Regions from separate parts of the Mus musculus genome. Here region 1 is linked to region 2. Evidence: chromatin loops called from intact Hi-C (ENCODE). Cell type or tissue: left cerebral cortex. All regions are shown on one strand. Links, peaks and the distances in the headings refer to the core of each region. The heading gives the core; the rest is flanking DNA.

Region 1 (10,257 bases), core at 1,604-9,603, 140 kb before region 2:
TAAAGTAACCATGTAAGTACATTTCCTTAAATCCACAGAAACCACACACTCTCATCCTGTTTTTGCTCTGGATTTTTCTCAGTAACTTTGGCCAAAGAACAGAGTGGATTTAAAAGGATCCTCAGTGCTAAGATCAGACTCTGTCATACTTTCTATCATATCATACTGTGGATTCTGCCTCAATTTATCCAACTCCTGATCTCGACATCTTGGGGTTGGCAGCTGGGCTATAAATGTCACAGAGTCAAGGTAACCCCGGAGTCATCATCAAGTCTCCGTGGCCTTATCTAATGTCTCCTCAAGTGTCTTTAGCTTTCAGTCTTCATTTTACCTGTCTGTGAACAAATGCTTGAGTAATCATATCAGAAAAGCTCTTGCTTCGTCCACTTTACATCTGAGGATATTGAGCTCAGAAGAGTGCAATCACCTCGCTCAAATCCAGGGACGAATGAGAAGCTCCAATCTACAGTTTTTCATTTCCAATGCTTCCCACTGGAACCAATGGTCTATTAGGACCACTTTATCTGAGTTAACTATGCTATTTTCAGAAGCAGTAAGTTATAAGAGAAAATACCAACTTCTTTCATATTAGTATGCAGAATCCAGAATCCAGAGCCTTGTATTGAAAAAAGCACCTAAAATATCATCTAGCCATACAACTTTGAACATACCATTCACCTGTCTTGGCTTCCTGTGCAGCTACAAATGTCTACCATGGGTGGGGGAGACCTAAGCAGCTAAAGTACTTGCCACCCAAGCAAGAAAACCAGATAAATAATCCACACACATGTCATGTAAGCTTGCTGCCTGTCGAGGCAGGGGATTACCAGAGCTAGCTGGCTAGTGATACTCTCAGGGAACTCTGGGTTGAGTGAGAGGACCTTACCTCCAAGAATATAAAGTTTTCTTGACATCAATCTGGGGTCTCCATATATACATTCATACACGTCTCACCCACACTCATCAACTCATAAACACACACACAACTCTACCTATGAAAAGAAGAAAAAAATCCAAATACTGTGAAATGGAATTATAATTAACATGGATATGGGGTTTTATATTTGTTTTGGGTATTTGATTTCCTAAATCAGACAATGGCAATTCTTATAGAAAATACAACATCTGAACATCTTTGACCTTGAGAGTCTAAAGCCATCACTCATGAGAAATAACTGAGCAAAAGCAACTTACTATAGGGTTTGTAATATTTAATTCTTCTGCTGGTTGAGCTGCAATACGGTTATTTGCTGTAAGACCATGAGTCACTGTAGTCACTGAATTTGTTTTGGAGAGACTGATGACTGTGATATTTAATTGACAGACAATTGTTTCTTTTGAATATCTGATTAGTGACACTGTAGCACTTGTCAGGATTTTAAAACGTGTGTTAGCTGTGATCAGCAAGCTATTTTATGTCAACATTACTCAACAATGATTGATCTGCCATTTATTCACCCTGAATATCTATATTGGGAACATGGTGTCTATGGAGTTTTATTTGTCTGCAGCTCCCCCAGGAAAGAGACAAGGTGGCTTTGAGGAACCCACTTCATCTTGCTATAGCTTAGTCATTTCGCGTATAACCAAATGACATTTAGATTCCTTTTGCCAATGTCTCTTTGTATAAATGAATAAGAAAGAATTTGAACCTAATAAACAACAGTGACAAAAAGCTGAGTGATGAAATGAATCCTTTAACAAAGAGAGTTTGGCATGGATTGGCAGGATCAATATAGTAAAAATGGCTATCTTGCCAAAAGCAATCTACAGATTCAATGCAATCCCCATCAAAATTCCAACTCAATTCTTCAACGAATTGGAAAGGGCAATCTGCAAATTCACCTGGAATAACAAAAAACCTAGGATAGCAAAAACTCTTCTCAAGGATAAAAGAACCTCTGGTGGAATCACCATGCCTGACCTAAAGCTGTACTACAGAGCAATTGTGATAAAAACTGCATGGTACTGGTATAGCAACAGACAAGTAGACCAATGGAATAGAATTGAAGACCCAGAAATGAACCCACACACCTATGGTCACTTGATCTTTGACAAGGGAGCTAAAACCATCCAATGGAAAAAAGACAGCATTTTCAACAAATGGTGCTGGCACAACTGGCGGTTATCATGCAGAAGAATGTGAATTGATCCATTCCTATCTCCTTTACTAAGGTCAAATCTAAGTGGATTAAGGAACTCCACAGAAAACCAGAGACACTGAAATTTATAGAGGAGAAAGTGGGGAAAAGCCTCGAAGATATGGGCACAGGGGGAAAATTCCTGAGTAGAACAGCAATAGCTTGTGCTGTAAGATTGAGAATCAACAAATGGAACTTCATAAAATTGCAAAGCTTCTGTAAGGCAAAAGACACCGTCAATAAGACAAAAAGGCCACCAACAGATTGGGAAATGATCTTTACCTATCCTAAATCAGATAGGGGACTAATATCCAATATATATAAAGAACTCAAGAAGGTGGACTCCAGAAAATCAAATAACCCCATTAAAAAATGGGGGCGCTCAGAGCTAAACAAAGAATTCTCACCTGAGGAATACCGAATGGCTGAGAAGCACCTGAAAAAAATGTTCAGCAACCTGAGATTCCATCTCACACCAGTCAGAGTGGCTAAGATAAAAAATTCAGGTGACAGCAGATACTGGCGAGGATGTGGAGAAAGAGGAACACTCCTCCATTGTTGGTGGGATTGCAAGCTTGTACAACCACTCTGGAAATCAGTCTGGTGGTTCCTCAGAAAATTGGACATAGTACTACTGGAGGATCCTGCAAATGTAAATGAAATAAATACCTAATAATAAATAAATAAATAAATAAATAAATAAATAAATAAATATTAAAAAACAAACAAAAAACAACGAGAGTTTGGAGTGGCATAGAACAGCAGAGTGCCTTCCTCAGTAATTGGCGAAACACAGAACAATTGTTCATAGGGTACATCCCACTGTTGATCACATAAATTGTAGATGAAAGAAACAGGACATTTGTACCATCCCAAACAATGCCAGTATCCATGCATACAAGTCATGATCCACATCTCAGGGTGAGAAGATAACCACTAAACATCAAGCAGCATGTTCTTCCGTTCCTCTCATACACAGAAGTACCGGTCATGAGGATGCCTCCATTGCCATTTATCTAGAACATTCTTTACAGAAAGAGGGGGAGGGGAGGGGGAGGGGGGAGGAGAGGGAGAGAGGGAGAGGGAGAGGGAGAGAGGGAGGGAGAGGGGAAGAGGGAGAGGGAGAGGGAGAGGGAGAGGGAGAGGAATTATTTAGCTATCATTTAGCGCTGTTGTGTCTTCCTATAGATCTGTGCAGAGAAGTCCTTCCTTATGCAAAGTAGTTCAGATAACAAGTTTCTATTTAATATATTGCAGGAAAGATCTGACTAGTCATCAGGTTAAGATCACTGGGTTTAAAGCATCCAGAAGAAAAAGATTCAGACAATGAAGTTTACTCTATCAGGCCTTTCTCATGCGAATGGGCATATTTCAAATTGCAGATCTATCCCAATATCAAAAGAAAAACTAAGCGACACCAAAATAGTATATTCCCAATAAAATCAGAGGAAAATCCATAGAAGGAAAAACTTACATCTAACAAATGGCATGAATAAAGTGAGATTTGCAATAGCAGCAGATTGCCTGGCAAACTAAATCAAGTATTAAAAAGATTTAAGGGAGAGTGCCATACTGTATAAAGAAAAAGAGGTCCTCATGGCTCCCTTCCATGCCACCTGCCACTTCTGGTCCATTGACCCACCTAAGCATCACCAAGTCCCTACATTGTGATGTTTGAGAAACATGTTAGAAAAAACCTTCTAGATATTTTCCCACCAAATACTTCAGCATTCTTAAAATAGAGGCAGGTAGAACACATTCACATTTGATAATTACTTTGTAGTGCTGATGTTGCTATTGGTTGGTAGGCTTCAAGATGGAAAATGGTTCTTTTTTATTCTGAATACCCATGGATTATGAGTTGTTTTCTGTTGCTGCAATAAAGCACCATGACCAAAAGTGGCCTATAGAAAAGAGAGTGTATTTTGACCTATGGTTCTAGAGGGAGGGTCTTTATAACAAGGAAAGCAAGCCACAGGCAGCTGGAGCAAGAAGCAGAGAGATCTTATCTCCATCTACACACAGAAAGAGAGAAAGCGAACATGAAGTTGGGTGAGGCTATAAACTCTTGGCACCTTCCTTGAGGTTTCACTTCTTCCAGCAAGGCTCTATGACCGAAAAGTTCCATTACTTCCCAAAGAGCCACTAACTATCATAGACCATAAAGAGAACTCGAGGCCACACAGATTACAGTAGATGACAAAAAACTAAAACAAAAACTAAAACAAAAAAAAAAAACAAAACAAAACAAAACGAAAAATGTGTCTTAGAAAATCGATTGTACCTTTAGGCCATTATACCAACAATATACTATGTTTGTTTTATTCTTGAGCACATGTGTGCATATGTTCATGGTTTTTTATGTTTGTGCTTGAGACAAAGTGAAGACAGATGTTAGACTTACTATGTGGCCCAGGCTGCCCTGGAACTCATTATCCTCTGTCCTTAATCTTCTAAGTCCTGGGCTTTCCAGTGGGTACCACCACACTCAACTAGGAGTTTTGAACAAATTATACTCCTAGTTTATTTAGTCCATTTTATTTTAGTTCTCATTACTAACATGTAAATATGATTTCTAATCAATAATGACTATGATGTAATCATGGTGTATTCTCTGAATGATCATCAGCTAGTCTGTGAGATAAATTAAAAGTTTTCTATCCTATACTGGTTTATCTAATGTCTAAGAGAAAACAAACAGCCATTTTCATGTCCTGGGTGTTTGGGACTTCTGTTTTCTTTTTACTGTGTATGTGAGATTTGGGGACCAGAAAGAACCAGATCAAATGTTGCTCCATCTGATGTATAATTTATATCACTAGAATAAATGCAAGGCAACAGTAGTGGCTGGAGACAGGTGGGACTATTTCCCAGGGGAAGAAACAAATGCCTTCCTATTTATAAATCTTTGAAAGCGCACCAGGCTTTGTGAGATTAAAAACTCATCCCTGGAGGTACTCAGCAGAAGCCAGATGCTTCTGGCCAGGGATTTGGTGCAAAGGAGGATGGTTTGAACAAAATCATATTTTTTAACATCCTCTACAATTTGGAGCTTGTGATTCTGGGATTCTTCTAGGAGTTACAAATAATTGGCTAGCTGCATAAAAAAAATCAGACTGTAAAAGGAAGTCTAAGAAATATTCTACATCTCAGAGAGATGTTATACACTGTATCAGGCTATTTCCTCAAACTTGTTCTCCTGGGCCTGATTTTGTGAACATAGGGTTCTCTGTTCTACTCCTGCAGTAGGCCAAGCCTGAAAGCTAAAAGGAGTATCCCCGCCACATATCCCTGTCTATCTCTATGGTTAGTCTTCCCCTGTCTAGCTTGATCGCTGCTCCTTCTGCTATGTGCTAATAAAATATAAAATAAAATAAAATAAAATAAAATAAAATAAAATAAAATAAAATAAAATAAAATTTAAAAACCCCTGCAGTATCTATTCCTTCCCCTTCCAATTCCAATTTACCAGGGACAGCACTGGATCTTTCCCTGTTGCAATGTGTTAGGTGTTCAAGAAAATGATGTTAATTTCTCATTGCTCTTTGCCGGGTTGCTCATCTTACTACTGGCTCTGTGTCCTCCAGATGGTGCCATCCTTCATCACACTCTCATTCCTCAACCCAGTGTTTCACTCAGATCACCGGAAACACCCATGCCTTCGGCTCCTCTGCTGCCTGAGTCCTCAAGGAGAGCAATTTCTCAAGGATGTCTTCTCTTCTGTCACAACTTAATTGTACTCTAAACCTTTTTATCCCCCTTAGAAACCCCTTCCTCCGTATCAGCTCCCATTTCCTCTCTATTCCTATTATTTTATTTCTTTTTTCTTCTAACTAATCCATTCTCCTTCCATTCTCCTCCTCTTCCTGCTGCTGATGCTAATGCTTATTCAGTCTGCTTCAGTGTGCTTCACCTTCTCCTTCTTTACCTCCTCCTCCTTCCTTCTCTTCTTTCTCATTTTACTCCTCCTCTCGTATAATCTCCTAGTCTCTCTTCTTCCTTTCCTCTCTCCCTCCCTAGTCCCTTCTCTCATTCTCTTTCCCTCTCTTCCTGCCTGTTATATCTGACTTTGATATCATATAGGAAGCACAGTGAAGACAGTGTACAGGTTTGTTTATTCACCAAAACCTTACTAGTACTCTATGATTGATAACTATTTAAGAACAAAAGAGTAGGAATGCCCAAGGCTATTGTTCAGTACTGATTGTGAGTGTGTGGTATTCTGTGGTGTGTGTGTGTGTGTGTGTGTGTGTGTGTGTGTGTGTGTGTGTGTATCTCCCATATGTGTCTCCAGCTGACCATAAACTCAAATTGTTCTGCTGAGGATACAAGTGTGATCCACTACACTGCTCTGGCTGAAGAATTTCAATGTCTAGGAAATTAAACTTAGGTTCAATTAGGTTCTTCCAAGTTCGTGGTGTTTCTCTCCTGTTCAAATGCTAGGGAAGGCTAAAGTTTGCAGATTAAACAGTTTCAGAACCAAGCTCAATAAGAATTGCACCAAAATAAGATGACCTAATGGATCTGCCAAATTGTAACTCCAAGAATCCCACGCAAAATTCCTGTGCCAAGGTGATAACATTTCTTTTAATAGCTTGTGTCCTGTAACAGAACTTGTGGTTTCCAAAGCTTTAAATAGATGTTACCATTTAAGAGGTAAGCAAGCATCCATTCTATTAAATGTAATTATTATTGTCTTACTGCTTTTATGTCTGCTGCTGGATCTCAATAAGACTTACATAATAAATAAAAGTGCATCATTTGTTATCTTCATGAAGAAGAATTTGATGCTAACTGGATTATGTATAGAAGACAGAAAAATGAGTCCCTTAACTTTCCTGTAGTATCTGAGACAGAAGACATATCAGTTTAGGCTGAGACGCCTACAAAAGAATTCATTTTAGAAGAGCCAATAAAGATAATATTTAAAACTACTGAAAAACTGGGTAATTATAAAGATAGACCGCCAATACTAGAAAAAAATATAAACTCAAATTCATAACTTCACAACATTTTAAACTTCAGGAAATTTCTCTCCTACACTTCACCTCAAAAAGAAGAAAATGGTCTGGCAAAATTAATAATAACACGTATTCTAGTATCAGCTTAGTAGGATCTGGATCCTGACACCAAAACTCATTTATCTAGCATGATACTTAGCCTATATAACCCTCAGTAAAATGGAAGAGATTATCACATGAATTTTATTTTTTTAAAAAAGTGTGAGAATAAACAGAGTTGATACAGAAAATTCCACAAACAGTTTCTAACCTAATGAAGGCTACTTAACCTTATGCGGCTTGCAATGAAAGTTTGTGATGTATGGACTTGGACTCTGTAATTTATTGACACTTCTCCAGTCCTAAGAACAATTCCCAGAGCACAGATGTTCAGTGGATTTTTATTGAATGAGCAAATAGAACCACTAGGGAGGTTAGAATAACCAGCCACTGAAAAGTTGACATCAGACTCTGGGCAAAGTACTAACAGGTAGCTTAATTAATAAAAATGTATGCATTTGATAACTTTCAACTTATATGGTGATGTCATGCAACTAAAATGCTAGAACAGTACATTGACACATCAATTTTCTAAGACATTTGGCACATTTTACTAAAAGGCTTTTTTTTTTTTTTAGAACTACTTCTCTTTCTTTGCACGTTCTTTTTGACCTTTCAAAATATTAATAGTTAAAGGAGACAGTGTTGGAATTACATTGAGTCGCTGTTTTGATTAAATATTGAAGTAGAACATGTATTTCAAAACCCACTTCTCCCCCTAGAATCAACATTTACTCTGAATGACCCACTCAGAGCACTCATATCTAAAAACCACATCTCTAGAATTTATAATACATTTTATACTTTTACATACAAGATGGTTATATATACATATGGAAAAATAATAGCCTCAATATTATACACCAAACAATGGAAACAATGTCCTGAAAAGGTGTGTGTGTGTGTGTGTGTGTGTGTGAGAGAGAGAGAGAGAGAGAGAGAGAGAGAGAAATCAGAGACAGAGATATGTAGAGACACTGAGAGACAGGGAGACATAAATACAGATAGAGGTTAAAACCTTGTGTCATTCTTTGGGTATTTAGCACCTTTGTTGTTGAGACTGATCTCTCACTGGCCTGGAATTCATTCACAAGTAGGCTAGACTAGCTATCCAGAGAGCTCCAGATAGATGTCTGTCTCTACCTCGCCAGCACCAGGATTAAGTCTTTCTACTACAGCTGTCTTTCAAGATATGGGATCTGTGGATTTAACCAGATTTTTCAACTTGTAAGGCAAGTAATTATCTAAATGAACTGTCTCCCCAGTTTGCTGGAAGGTTTCTAAACTCTGAAACAGTTTCAGGCTACAATTCTACATTGTTTATCTCGCAGTAAGGGTTTTATAATCTTACATGGCAAACTTTGTTTTCAATACTTTAGTAACTCTGTGGAACAAAGAATTGACTATTGGGTTAAAATGAGAAAACCATCTATGCACCAATGGCTGGCTCTCCAGGGCAAGTGTATAGCATATCCTGGTGCTGCCCCTGAACATTGCAGCATATATATAGAGTACTCACCTCTGGTTTTCCAGCTTTTCTTATGCCAAGTCATAAAAAACAATTATGAAAACATTTTCCCCTGTCCATAAACTCAAAAGTCATGGCCTAGTGAGATGGCTCAATAGGTAAGGGTACCTGCTACTCAGCCTGATAGCCTGTGTTTGATTCTTGGATACATATAGTGGAAGGAGAGAACTAACTAACACAAGTTACATACCACATGAATGAATGAATGAATGAATGAATGAATGAATGAATGAAATTTTTTCCATTAAAAAAACCAAGGCATTTGTCTGGAGAAAACCGACTCAGAGTAGGAGCCAGGAATCTCAGCTGGAATGGTTCTACTCACCTGATTCAGATTCCTGCCTGCTCTGCCTTCAGAAGAATTGATGTTCCAAGCTGGGTGAAATTCTTAAGGTCCCCCAAGCCTGTTTTAATCAAAGCAGGAATTTTGGTTCCAATATCTTGAATAGACCAGAAGGATCTGACTTTTGTCCAAAGAAGTTTCAGAAAGAAGTCTAGGGGAAGCCTTCCTGCCATTCTGTATTTTGCCAGCTCTGGTACATGGACCAATGACTCTGTGAGATGTGATCCCAGAATTTCATGAAGTTGGAACCCTCTGTTCTAATAGTACTATAGTTTTGTACTGGCTGAAGTGGATGTTGCAAAGTGGTCCAAAGAATCCTTCTCTGTCCCTATATCCACTTTGTACAGCTCATCTTATTCTCTCCATAACTGCTATACTCCAGCCTTCTTTCCATGAAATACTTAAACATCCCAGTCTGCTCTTACACATACCAGGCATAACCATTCCCTCTGCTCAAAGAGGTCCATGTGATTTCCTCAGGATCTGGCTTGAGTCATCCACCCAGTGGGGTCATCTACATTTAGATACTTAATTATGCTTGTGACCTCTCTCCTTATAAATCCCTAGCTACTCTTCTCTTATACTCCTCATTACCTTAGTTTGATATAAAAATGTGTATTGTCTCCTCTTGCTGGAAACTGGAAATTATGGCCATGTTTTATTGTGTCTACAGCAGGACCAGGAACATTGCAGGTGCATAGGAAAATACTTTTCTATTTATTGAGGGATGAATAAAGAAATGTATTTCTGTGAATAGTTGTACTGACATTTTCTCTCATTCTTAAATAGTCACAAGCTACACAACACATTTTTTTCTAGTACAGAGAAAGTAAAAATCACTTTATTCTTTACTTTCTGTGTCTCCATAAGAAAGGGTATAGTCTTTTCTCGTTGACTAACACATCCTGAGAGCCTAGAGTTTTATGGACCCTGAGTTTAACAGGGTGCCTTCTACAAATCAGTTTCCCAAGTTTGACGATTTATATGATTGTCCTTTCTCTTGATCTGTAGTATGTACTCACACAAGAGAGTGTGCCTAAGACATTGCAGGTACGTGTCCATCACTTCTTCTGTGATACTGTGTTCCAATCTGTGCAGTAAAGGCCACTGTCACAATAGTTATAGAATCCAGAAAAGTTATGGCACATAGACCCACACCGAAAAGATCAGAAAGAAATTAACATT
Region 2 (10,257 bases), core at 789-8,788:
ATAAAAGTTACCTAATTGCTTGTGTTCATTTGGCACATAGCTCAATAAAAGAGCATTTACCTGATGTGTGCAAAGTGCTGGGTTTGATCCGCAGCCTTACTAGAAAGCAGTTAACAGTTAATTAATTAATTCAAGCTTATCCTTGTTTCCAAGACTGTCATTTTGTTAGGAAAAGAAGTCCAAGCCCTTCTTTTTATGAAATAATGGTGCTCGTCTTTTTGAGTTGATTTAATGTTAATCTTTCATTGAGTACAATTGCCCTAAATCTGTACTTGTGGTCAACATTGCTGTTGTAACAAATCTGTCCCCAAAACATGTTTTGAAACTTGCCTGCCCTGTGAATCCTGGAGTGTTAGAGCTTCAGGTATGATGGGTTAGTAGAGTGGATATGCTTGATTTAATCAAGAGAAGGCAATCTGTAAGAAAATTAAAATTATCTACAGCAATGGAGGTGTGTCACTACAAATGCATGTGTATACTGTAACTGTTGGATTCCAGCTGTAAGCACTTCTGAGGAGAGTTCTGGTATCCCTCAGTCATAATGAATGTCCAGACAGAGACAACCTGAGTATCCCTTCCACTTCCTCTCCAAGGCAGAAAAGTATGTTACATCCAAAGTACATGGGAAGAATTGTTGCCTATGAAACCAAATAGGAGATCCACTGAGGGAAAACCATTTCAGCTTCCTTGGTTGCATAACCACATTGATTCTCGGGAAATCTAGCCCTCTGGAGCCTGATGTCCAATTTTCTGCAACATTGGTCTCTACTTCCTTCAAAGGACTATATGACTTCAAAGAGGCCAGAGTCCATGATTCCTAAAGTCAGTGGGTTCATCTCAGATTTGAGAAAGTCATAGCTCTTGATCAAGTATCTCTAAGGTGATTGATGCATGAAAGATAGAGGCCAGAGGATCTGAAAATTCTCCACCACCCTTCATGTGCTTTCCTGAGATGATCTATAATTTGATGTCAGCCTAGCCTGTGTTCCAAGAGTAGCTAAATTAAGAGGCTGGCAGAGGCAAACAGAGGCTATGGGTTTATACTTCCTCATAGATGTACCACAGCCTCATTCTTCACTCAGGGAAATCCTTGATGCTGGATGGAACTCCTCTACTCCTCTATCCCTTTAGGCCAACTTATACTTTGATTTAATTTTAAGTTTTCTTTAATAAGCTATCTTAAGTTGGAGCTGTGAGTGAGTATTGCATTTGGCTACAGCCAGCCAGTTGATTTTTATCAGTGGCGGTTGAGTCACCAGGAGACAAGATCTCTGACATGTCCTCATGAGCCAATGCAATCTCTGCATCCATGTCCCCATGTCCAATTACCAGCCATGGCGGTACATCTTTCTCCACCTCATGCTGTGTAATCCTGGGAAACAGTGAGATGCTGAAATTGCTCGAATTTTTTTTTTGCCTAAAGAATATTATACATATATCTATATGACAATATAGATATATAATGGTTTGTCTTGGAAGAAAACTTTCTATGTGTAAAAAAAACTGTATTAATATTTGTCAAGTTTGAGAAGCAGAGCCTGGCACATATGATTGTCTGTGTCTGAGAGATGCTTAAAATGAAACTGCCAATCAGGAAGCACACTGAGTCTTCTCATCACCATTGGGTGAATGACCTCATCAAAGTGTAGAATCTGCTCAGTGGGAAAAGATCCCTTTGCTGAGATTGTTGGATACACAGACTTTCTGTTACTTATTGGTTCTCTTTCTCTCATACCTGGGATGTGCCAGGTTAGAGAAACAGTGGTGACTCCCATTTCTCAGGCAACAGCTCCCTAAATGCCTCAAACCAAAGGAATTCAGCCACACAGAGGGAAGAGATCACTCCTCTCCCTGTGACATTTTGCCAGGTTGTGTTTCTCTGAACCAAAGGCTGCTAACTGATCACATGTGGTAGGCTCCACTGAATACAAGTGCATGGGATGCTGTGACTGTATGCAATGCAACATGATCTAAAACAACATTGCGTTTCTTTTGGATCCTAAGGGGACTAGCAGGTTTATTGTATCTGCATGTGCTTTCCCTCTAGACTCTGGCTGCCCTAACAAGAAATTCAATAAATCTGCTTCCAAACCATCTCGCACAAGCTTTGCATGTCCAGTCTGGGCCTGAGGAAATTAACAAGAGAATAGAGCATACCATCGACTTGCGGAGTGGCGATAAGTTGAGAAGAGAGCATATCAAGCCATTCTCACTGATGTTTAAAGACTCCAGCCTGGAGCACAAGGTAGAACCGAGTCTCCACAGTGGCTTTTTTTTTTTTCTGAAGTAAATTACTGTCAATGTTGGTGGGATTAGAGAGCACAAGGGCTGTGGTCTTGCTTTCTCTGTTCTTCCTTTGGTTTGGTTTGATTGGGTTTTTTTTTTCCTTATGATCTTTGAAATAATGAGTAAACTGAAGGCCATGAAGGGAGATACTCATTAGATAAAGAAAGCCTCGTCTCTGCACTTTAAGGGAAAGATGCCAAAGGAACAAAGACGCCTTGACTCAGTAAGCATCAAAAGGGTTTCTTCCACTTTGAGTCAGTAAAGCCAAGTAGTGTTGCTAAGCCTTTGCATTCACTTCCATTGTAACCCTGATAGTTTAACATACATGGATTCTCAAAACCTGATGTAAATGTAAGCACTGAGCCCGGTATCACTTATATCTTAAACACTGTCTGATTTTTCACATGTCTGCTGTATTGGATCAGACTTAATCCTCTATCTAAATTTGATAGTAAACCATAGACTGTGAGTCAAGCTTAACCCCTCCCTTGCTACTTCCTTTCTGCGTGACCTCTGATAAGAAAAATGACATCTCCGAGCCTGCACTCCCTTCCGTAAAAGGAGGTCGTTATACATGCCTCAGTCACAAGTTGTCTGGCTACTTTTTGTTCTTGTGACTTAAAAAATAAATAAATAAGTAAAAACTGGCAATGCAGTGAAGGAAGAGAGGATTTCTTTTGATTCACAGTTCAAGGTTCAGTCCATCGTGGTAAGGAAATCAGGGTGCTTGAAGCAGATGGTCATATTACCTTCACAGTCAGGAAGAAAGGTGCAGTCAATGTTAAGGTCTGGCTCCTTTTCACCTTCATATTTGGTTCAGGAAGCCAGTTCATGTAGGTGTCACCTACAGATAGAGTGACTATTCCTACTCAGGTAACTTAGTCAATAAAAGCCCATGTGTGTCCCAAGGATAACATTTGTAGATAGTCCCTCACATGCATGCTCTGCACTTCCCAGACTAGATGATTCTGCATCCTGTCAATTTGACAGTCATAAACCATCACACAAGTTATTATGATAGTCTCCAAGACAATGCCTTGCTTAGGCAAATCGTTCAAATATGGCAAGCTGTCACTGTGCTGGTGACATTCTCTATTTCCTTCTTCTATTTCAAACCTGTACTGGGGAGAAGCAAAGATAGGTGGGGTATATTGCTTCAGTCAACTGCTCCCTTTCATTGCCAAGAGCAGACCATTTTTCCTTAGCTGAGCCCAGGGTGTGTTTCACATCTGCAGGAGCCTCCAGCAAGAACAGCAGGGTACTTGCAGCAAATTTCAGGAGCCTGACCCACTATTTCATGAAGCTCCTGTTAACGATTCCTTTATGAGTTTATTCAGCTGCCTGGAGATTGTGCTTTTCCCAGTTAGGAGAATTCACAATGGTGTGCACATGCCCTGTTATAACTTACCGGCCCCATTCTCAATGAGATTCTCTGATCCCTACCTACAGACAGCAAACTCTAACATGAATACCTTCCACCTTCAGTTCCTAGTTCAGATTCCATTGTGTCTATGCACAAAAAAAAAAGGAAAGAAACAAACATTTTCCTCACTCAACATCCCCCCCAAATAGCAGGTGTGATTTTTCTTATTCATAATATAATTAAGGGCTTACATGCCAAAATTAAAATCATTTTGTCTTCTGGATACTCTACAAAAGGAACTAGGATAATGAGCAGAGGGAATTTTCAGAGAATCTTCATAATTAGCCTGTATAGACATTACAGTTTAGCCCAGAAGTGAGCAAAACCCTTTACTCATTCATGCTAAAAGTGCACTTGCCTCTCTCTCACCCTAACTCCTGCAGACTGTATTATCTAGTGTGTTTTAGCTAACAGTTTCTGCATCTTACCTGCAGCTCCCTGATACTAGAATGAAAATGGATCAGTGGCAGGAAAAGCATGTTTGAGTCTGAGTTATCTAAGCCTCTTCCAGAACAGTTAGAGGGTGGTACTCTAGTATACGTGGGGATTTGCCCATGGATGATCCAGCTATGTGTCATCTAGCATGTGCTCTGTGGGTCTCAGGGTAAAGGGCAGGGGAGCATGCTTCAGGAGACATTTAGTACCCTCCCTTAGGTTCCAGAGCCATTCCTCAGTCACAGATCCTCTTTGGAGAGTAAGTTACTGCTGAGCATAGACATGGCTTCAGCTATGTATCTACAGCAGAAAGTATAAAATGACTAAAACAACATAATAAGGCAGATGCTTATTCAAAAGGGACAGAGAGAAGCAGTAAAGAAGCCTGGGGGACTGAGGTTGAGAGTCACTAAGATTCAAAGGCCAGTGCTCTTGCTCATATCTCAGTCTCTGCTCAGATTCCTGGGGCTTGCTCCTCCTGGTGCTTTTATGAAGAAGACAAGCCTGTCCACCCTCATCCTTCGTAAACTTTGGATGGAAGAGGCAAAAGACAAGGGTTTCCGTAGGAAAATGTCCTAAAGCCTAGCAAAATAAAGGCAAGATTCTGAAAGCATGGTATGCTATGATCCAAGAATAGCATCGGTAGGATATGTAGGCTTATTGCATCCTTAGAGAAAACTTTGCTCTCGCACTCACAAAAGGAACACTGACATTTCAAGAGGTTAAGCATTGGTCATAGAAATCCAAAGGCATGAGCCATATTTTATTGACTCTAGGGAATCAGTCATTGATCCAATGATACTCTATCTTCTATGTATTATTCAGATATTAAAAACTATACCATATTAGGAGTTTATAAGAAGCATGCACAACACACACATACACACACACACACATGTACACGTACACATACATACCACACACACACACACACACAGCTGGGCTAGCACACTCAGGACAATGATGACCAGGAAATAAAATCCACCCAACACGTAGCACAGTGAAGAACCCACATTCCTAATTCTGTCAGTGAGAAGATAAATGGAAAGAATGCCTCACGATCCAAACTTCAAATAAATCTACACAGCTTTGCCCCAATTCAGTCTGTGTGAAAAACCTCTGTCAGAACTTAAGGCGACCCTGGTTGATACTGCCACCTGGTGACTGGAAGAAACAATCACACACCTCCATGGAAAAATATCTCCCGATTTCAAGAGTCCCAAGACAGCAAAAGACACCCTGATTTCAGAGGTGGCTAAATGCTCATGCTACCAAAAATTCACATTTTAAGTAAAAATGTGCATATTTTTTAGCATTTCTAAATATCTGGAGTATTTATAATTGCGAAACCTCTTTTGATCGTAAAAGCATGTTCTCTGAAAGAAAAATGGACATGGAAACATTGATTGTACCCTTGCAATTTTGTATGGAAGGAAAGGTTCCACTCTGCTTAGACAACAGAAATAAGCAGGAATGAGGATTAGTTCCCTGCCTTTACGAGTCAGCCACAGAGAACAAAGCTACACTGGAATGTGTAGACATGCCATTCAGACATTACCTGGCCGTGACTTATAAGGACTGATACGTCCATCAACAGTATCATATGCAACCAGGCTTTTGTGTGCTTTGTAGTGTTGCACAAGTACTTGTTGTATGAATAAGAAAATGGACAAAGAGCTAGAGAAATGGCTCAGTGAGCAAAGCACTTGCCACCCAAGTGTGGCGACTTGAAGTGAAATCCCCAGGATCTACAGAAAGTCAAGCATGGTAACAGGCCCCCCTAATTCCAATGCTTGTGGGCAAGACGGGAGGTGTAGACAAGAGCATCCACAGAAACCTTAAAGCCAACAGCCTGGTGTGTGGAGTGTCAAACAAAATAGACACACTATCTCAAACCAGAGAAAGGTGAGGACCTACATCCAATATTGTCCTTTGATTACATATACCATAGAACCACATAAACACACATAAAACAAGAAAATGAAGAAGGACCTCGGGTACAATGATCCAGGAGGGTGGCTGCACTTCCCATCACTTATCTCAGGATGTATTTTACAAATGATAAACTAAAGAACAGGAGTGGGCTTTGATCCGATCTCATTCAGTAGATTTTCAGGAGGGAAAACTAAATTCTCCTTGATCCTCACTTGGGAATTCACTATTTCATATATGCCCTGAAATTTCTCTGAAGATGATATCTAGACTTCCTCAAAATCATCAATTTTATAGAAAAAAAATCTCCTTATTGCTTTTTTTATGTTGATTGTGACTGGGATTGAAGGTCTTTTTGTATTCCTTTTGCTCTTCAGGTTTTGTCTTTGGGTAGCGCCCCTTGTCTTAACTCCCTTTATTAAGGCTCTCACATTTGCTTTGGAAGTTGAGAGGCTTTGCTTTCCAGTGAGGAACTTGTCCTTCTTGCTCCCTTCTGTTTCTAGAGTTCTTACAGGACGGTAGTATGTCTCAGCTTCTGGTCCTCATTCACCACTGGAACTAGACTTGCTCTGAATGAAGGTTAGGAAGGAGATGGCAGATAATTCCAATTACAGGCAGATGTCCCCAGACATAGAAGCCAACAAAAGACCTTTAGAGCCTTGGGAGAGTTGAGTAGCATGGGCACTTACTTGCAAGAACTAAGTGTGGTGTTCCATAAGCAATAGGATGGGGCAAGGTCTTCATGCTGAGTAAAGACAAGAATATGTTACTGGACATCCTGTAATCAGTTGGACATTTTGACTTCCGGTGTTGGCATTTTAGTGGGTGAGGCATTAAAATAAAATCAACTTGGTGAAAATCAGATTTTCTTCCTCCTTCCAACTCTGACATCATCTGTGTGCTTCTGAGACTTCTGTCTTTAAGAAAGCCTCTTTCTGTAAAACTCTTCATTCTGCACACTGCAGAGTTGCTTTGTGATCTTGTATGAGATGCAAGTGCCTGCTGGTCAATTGTCCTTAAGAATCTGATTTTGCCAGGGGATATGAATTTGAGACATGTTTTTGGAGGATTTTGTTTTGTTTTGTTCTGTTTTAATTTTCAGCCATATTTCTTTGTCATTTGGCTGAGCGGACATGATTGAGACCAGCTGGTATCAAAAGGTCCCTAGGTCAACTGGAGCCAGTATGGACTCTGACAGCTCTGTAAAGCTTATACTTGTATCAGGAGGAAAAAAAAAGGCCTTGATTCAAATTCCCCTTCGGAAATAAAATCAGGCACAGAGTTACATATTATTTTACAGTAGCAGAAACAGATGGATAGTCTCTCGTCACTCCAATAGACTTTTCTGGACTCATGAAAAAAACCCTTACTTTGTTCAAAGATATTCAGTCTTCATTTTTTAAAAGGAAAAAGAAGAAAAAGCATGAAGCTGATCACCTAGTAAACATGACTTGAGCCCAGTTTTTGTCAATATGATCTATGAAGCAAGACAAAGGACTTCACCTCGCTGACATGATTATGACCAGATGTCTGTAAGGGTTAGTACGAAAATTAAGGGCTGGCAAGGTGACTCACAGGGTAAAGACACTGGCTGTGCACGAAAGAAAACTCTGAGTTTGGAATCCCGGAATCTACATAAAAGTTGGACACTTACTGAAGCGTCTGTAATTCCACCACACTCCTTCATACTAGACCAGGTAACTTGGCATATCAAGCTGGGCAGAGGGCCAGTAATGCCCTCTTAATATATCCTGCATCCTAAAGTACCAGGATTCCAACCTCTACCCACTTAATCTAGCACTGACTTGCCACTCATTAAGTAAGGTACTCCCATGATGCCCTAAGCTCACTGGAGCAGACACATTGGCTGCCTTGGCTCCTAGGATGTGTCTTAAGAATGAGAAAGACAAGCTCCTTTTTTAAGGGCATCTTTTGTTTGAATAGCTCCCACTGCTGTGTCTCTTCCTATGAGAACAAGCCATTCACATGTTTTGATCTCTTTCACACATGGGTTTCTTCACATTCCCACAAGAACTGCCTTTCTAGCCTCCCTTCTTGTTATTTCTAGCAAGTCCATCTGCTATAACTCAGAGCACTTGATCGGTTCAGTTCACGCTCTGCCTGTCTGTGTTCTGCTATCCATCCTGTTCTGCGCACTGGAGAAAGACAGAAAGCCACAGCTTCTGTTCTCATGGAATTTATACTCTAACTTTGTGACCTTGAGCCAGTCACTGACCTTTCCATTCTAAAAAATGGGACCAAAGTGCCCATGAGCTGTGAGGCTCTTGGGCAGGGGAAATCCACTGAGCGTTTATGTGCCTCAGAGTTTGCAATAAACTGCTCTAAGGTAGCACATGTTTAAGGAGGCATATTCACCTATCATTTACCGTCATGTCAGACTCTATCTTAAACATTTTACACTTATTACCTCATGCATTGTTACAATACCCTTTCTGTAGGTGCTAGCTTTACCATCTGACAGGTGTGAGCCTCAGAATCTGGGTACCTTTTCCAGGGCAACACAGATGGAATTCTAATCTATTTCAATATGTCTCCTAATCCCAGACTACCATTAATACAGAAGCAAAATCCTACAATTTATAGTGCCTGCTTTTCATGCAGTTTAGAATATCTCTGTGATATTGATGGTAAAGGATATGATACAGGGAAGTGATTACAAAGCGATTCATGTGGCAAAGACCTTGAAGGGACAAAAAGAGTAAAAAGTATTTGAAGGAAAGAAAGGAGTAACATGTAAACTCGTTTGTTTGATCCTTTACCTTCCCACTACACAGATGCATGTGTAGACACATATACAAATAATACACTACATGTCCTTGCCACATGGAAAAACCACTGAGATAAGCTAACAGTAGGGCAGCTGTATCGATCTAGCTCTCTAGGCACATGTGTCCATCAAATAAGTGAATAAACAAATTCATAGAATACATTTCTTCTTAAAACAGTGGGAATAGAAACAATCCTGAGCTCTGTATTCGGAAAGCAGAAAAAGGTGAGCAGTCAAGAACTTCTTACGTAACGGAATGGTTTGAAACAGCATAAGAAAAGAAAAGGTAGCTCTTACAAATACGCAAGGCATGTGAAGTTAAATTGAGAGGAACATCACATTTTATACATAAATCAGCTCTTAGATCTTGCTCATTTCTATTTAATAAAGACTATTGTAGTTTTCATGATATGAAACAAGGTCTGAGCTGAATGCTTTCAAAACATTCATTTAATGCTACTATTTCCTGCTACATGATAGTTACTATTTGTCACCCAAGAACCTCTTTAGATAATCCTTTGTCTGCGTAAAATTGATATTTTATATGTGTTCAGAATTTCTCTTAAGTGACTGTGCACTTTAAAAGTTAGGTGGAGGGTTAACAGGTTTTAGTAAAATTGTATCAGACACTTCTTTCCTCTTACTATAGACTCTTAATTTACCATGACTGAAATAGGGAGGCATTTGACCAAGAAGGCTTGAAACCTGAATAACTCGCTGTTCTGATGTTCTGATGTTGGCTTCTAGAACAATAACCAGCATGCACATCTTTCTTAGAGATGACCAGAATTTTCTTGCTTCGTGCCATTCCTGTTTGGAATTTGGAGCTTGAGTCAAATGGTCTCAGATGTTGTTTTTACATTTTTTTTTCCTAAATCAGACACATCCTCATCTTCCTCAGGGTCTCATTTTGAAGATTATTTTGAAGGAATGGTTCTCTTGTAACATCCGGTTTCTCTTAGGTTTTTTTTCTTTCTCCTGTCCTTGTAGATCTTAAAACAGTAGAAGTGTTTAGGTCTACTTCTTCATGTATGAATGACAAGTTTCAAAGAGGGTCCGAGAAGAAACCCAGCCCTTATTAAGATGCAGCTTTATCGGATTCCCCATTCTCTTCGTGCCTTGCAAAACACTGCCATTTGTACCAGCCTCTAGGCAATCAAATAATTTTAAGGGCCATTTCACTTGTGTGTTTTTATTAGACCAATTAGCCATCTCCACTCCTACAAAATCAGTGCTTTCAGAGTGATAAATACCAATTCTGCCTACAATGATATGACACAGAATGATAGAATTGAAGTTTCATCCCAGCCCTTCATACTGAAGCATCATTGTCTGCAACCAGGGCCTTCCAAGCAAAGAACATAAAAGAGATACCATCTTCTTGGTTTTACAA

What was found. Hi-C counts contacts between places; a loop is a spot of excess contacts. Peaks named below come from ENCODE experiments on the same cell type or tissue, not always from the same donor. Only the 100,000 strongest peaks of a DNase experiment are listed, where the experiment ranks them.
Region 1: it touches region 2 in a loop (3-fold over the local background); 6 of 42 quality-filtered maps call a loop at or near these places.

Annotation. Positions count from the first base shown.
Region 1 is chr15:64,898,843-64,909,099 of GRCm38, reverse strand. All of the region lies in intron 1 of Adcy8 (adenylate cyclase 8), which reads left to right. Among named protein-coding and RNA genes, the nearest start is that of Adcy8, 18 kb to the left of the region's middle. In left cerebral cortex, for the core only: a CTCF peak has its summit at 5,724 (motif pointing right); a DNase peak (open chromatin) is centred at 5,755; H3K27ac peaks cover 192 bases.
Region 2 is chr15:64,759,795-64,770,051 of GRCm38, reverse strand. Adcy8 (adenylate cyclase 8) reads left to right here. Exons shown (of 18, transcript NM_009623.2): 8 at 2,048-2,245. Among named protein-coding and RNA genes, the nearest start is that of Gm30752, 34 kb to the left of the region's middle. In left cerebral cortex, for the core only: a CTCF peak has its summit at 5,314 (motif pointing left); DNase peaks (open chromatin) are centred at 5,284 and 8,129.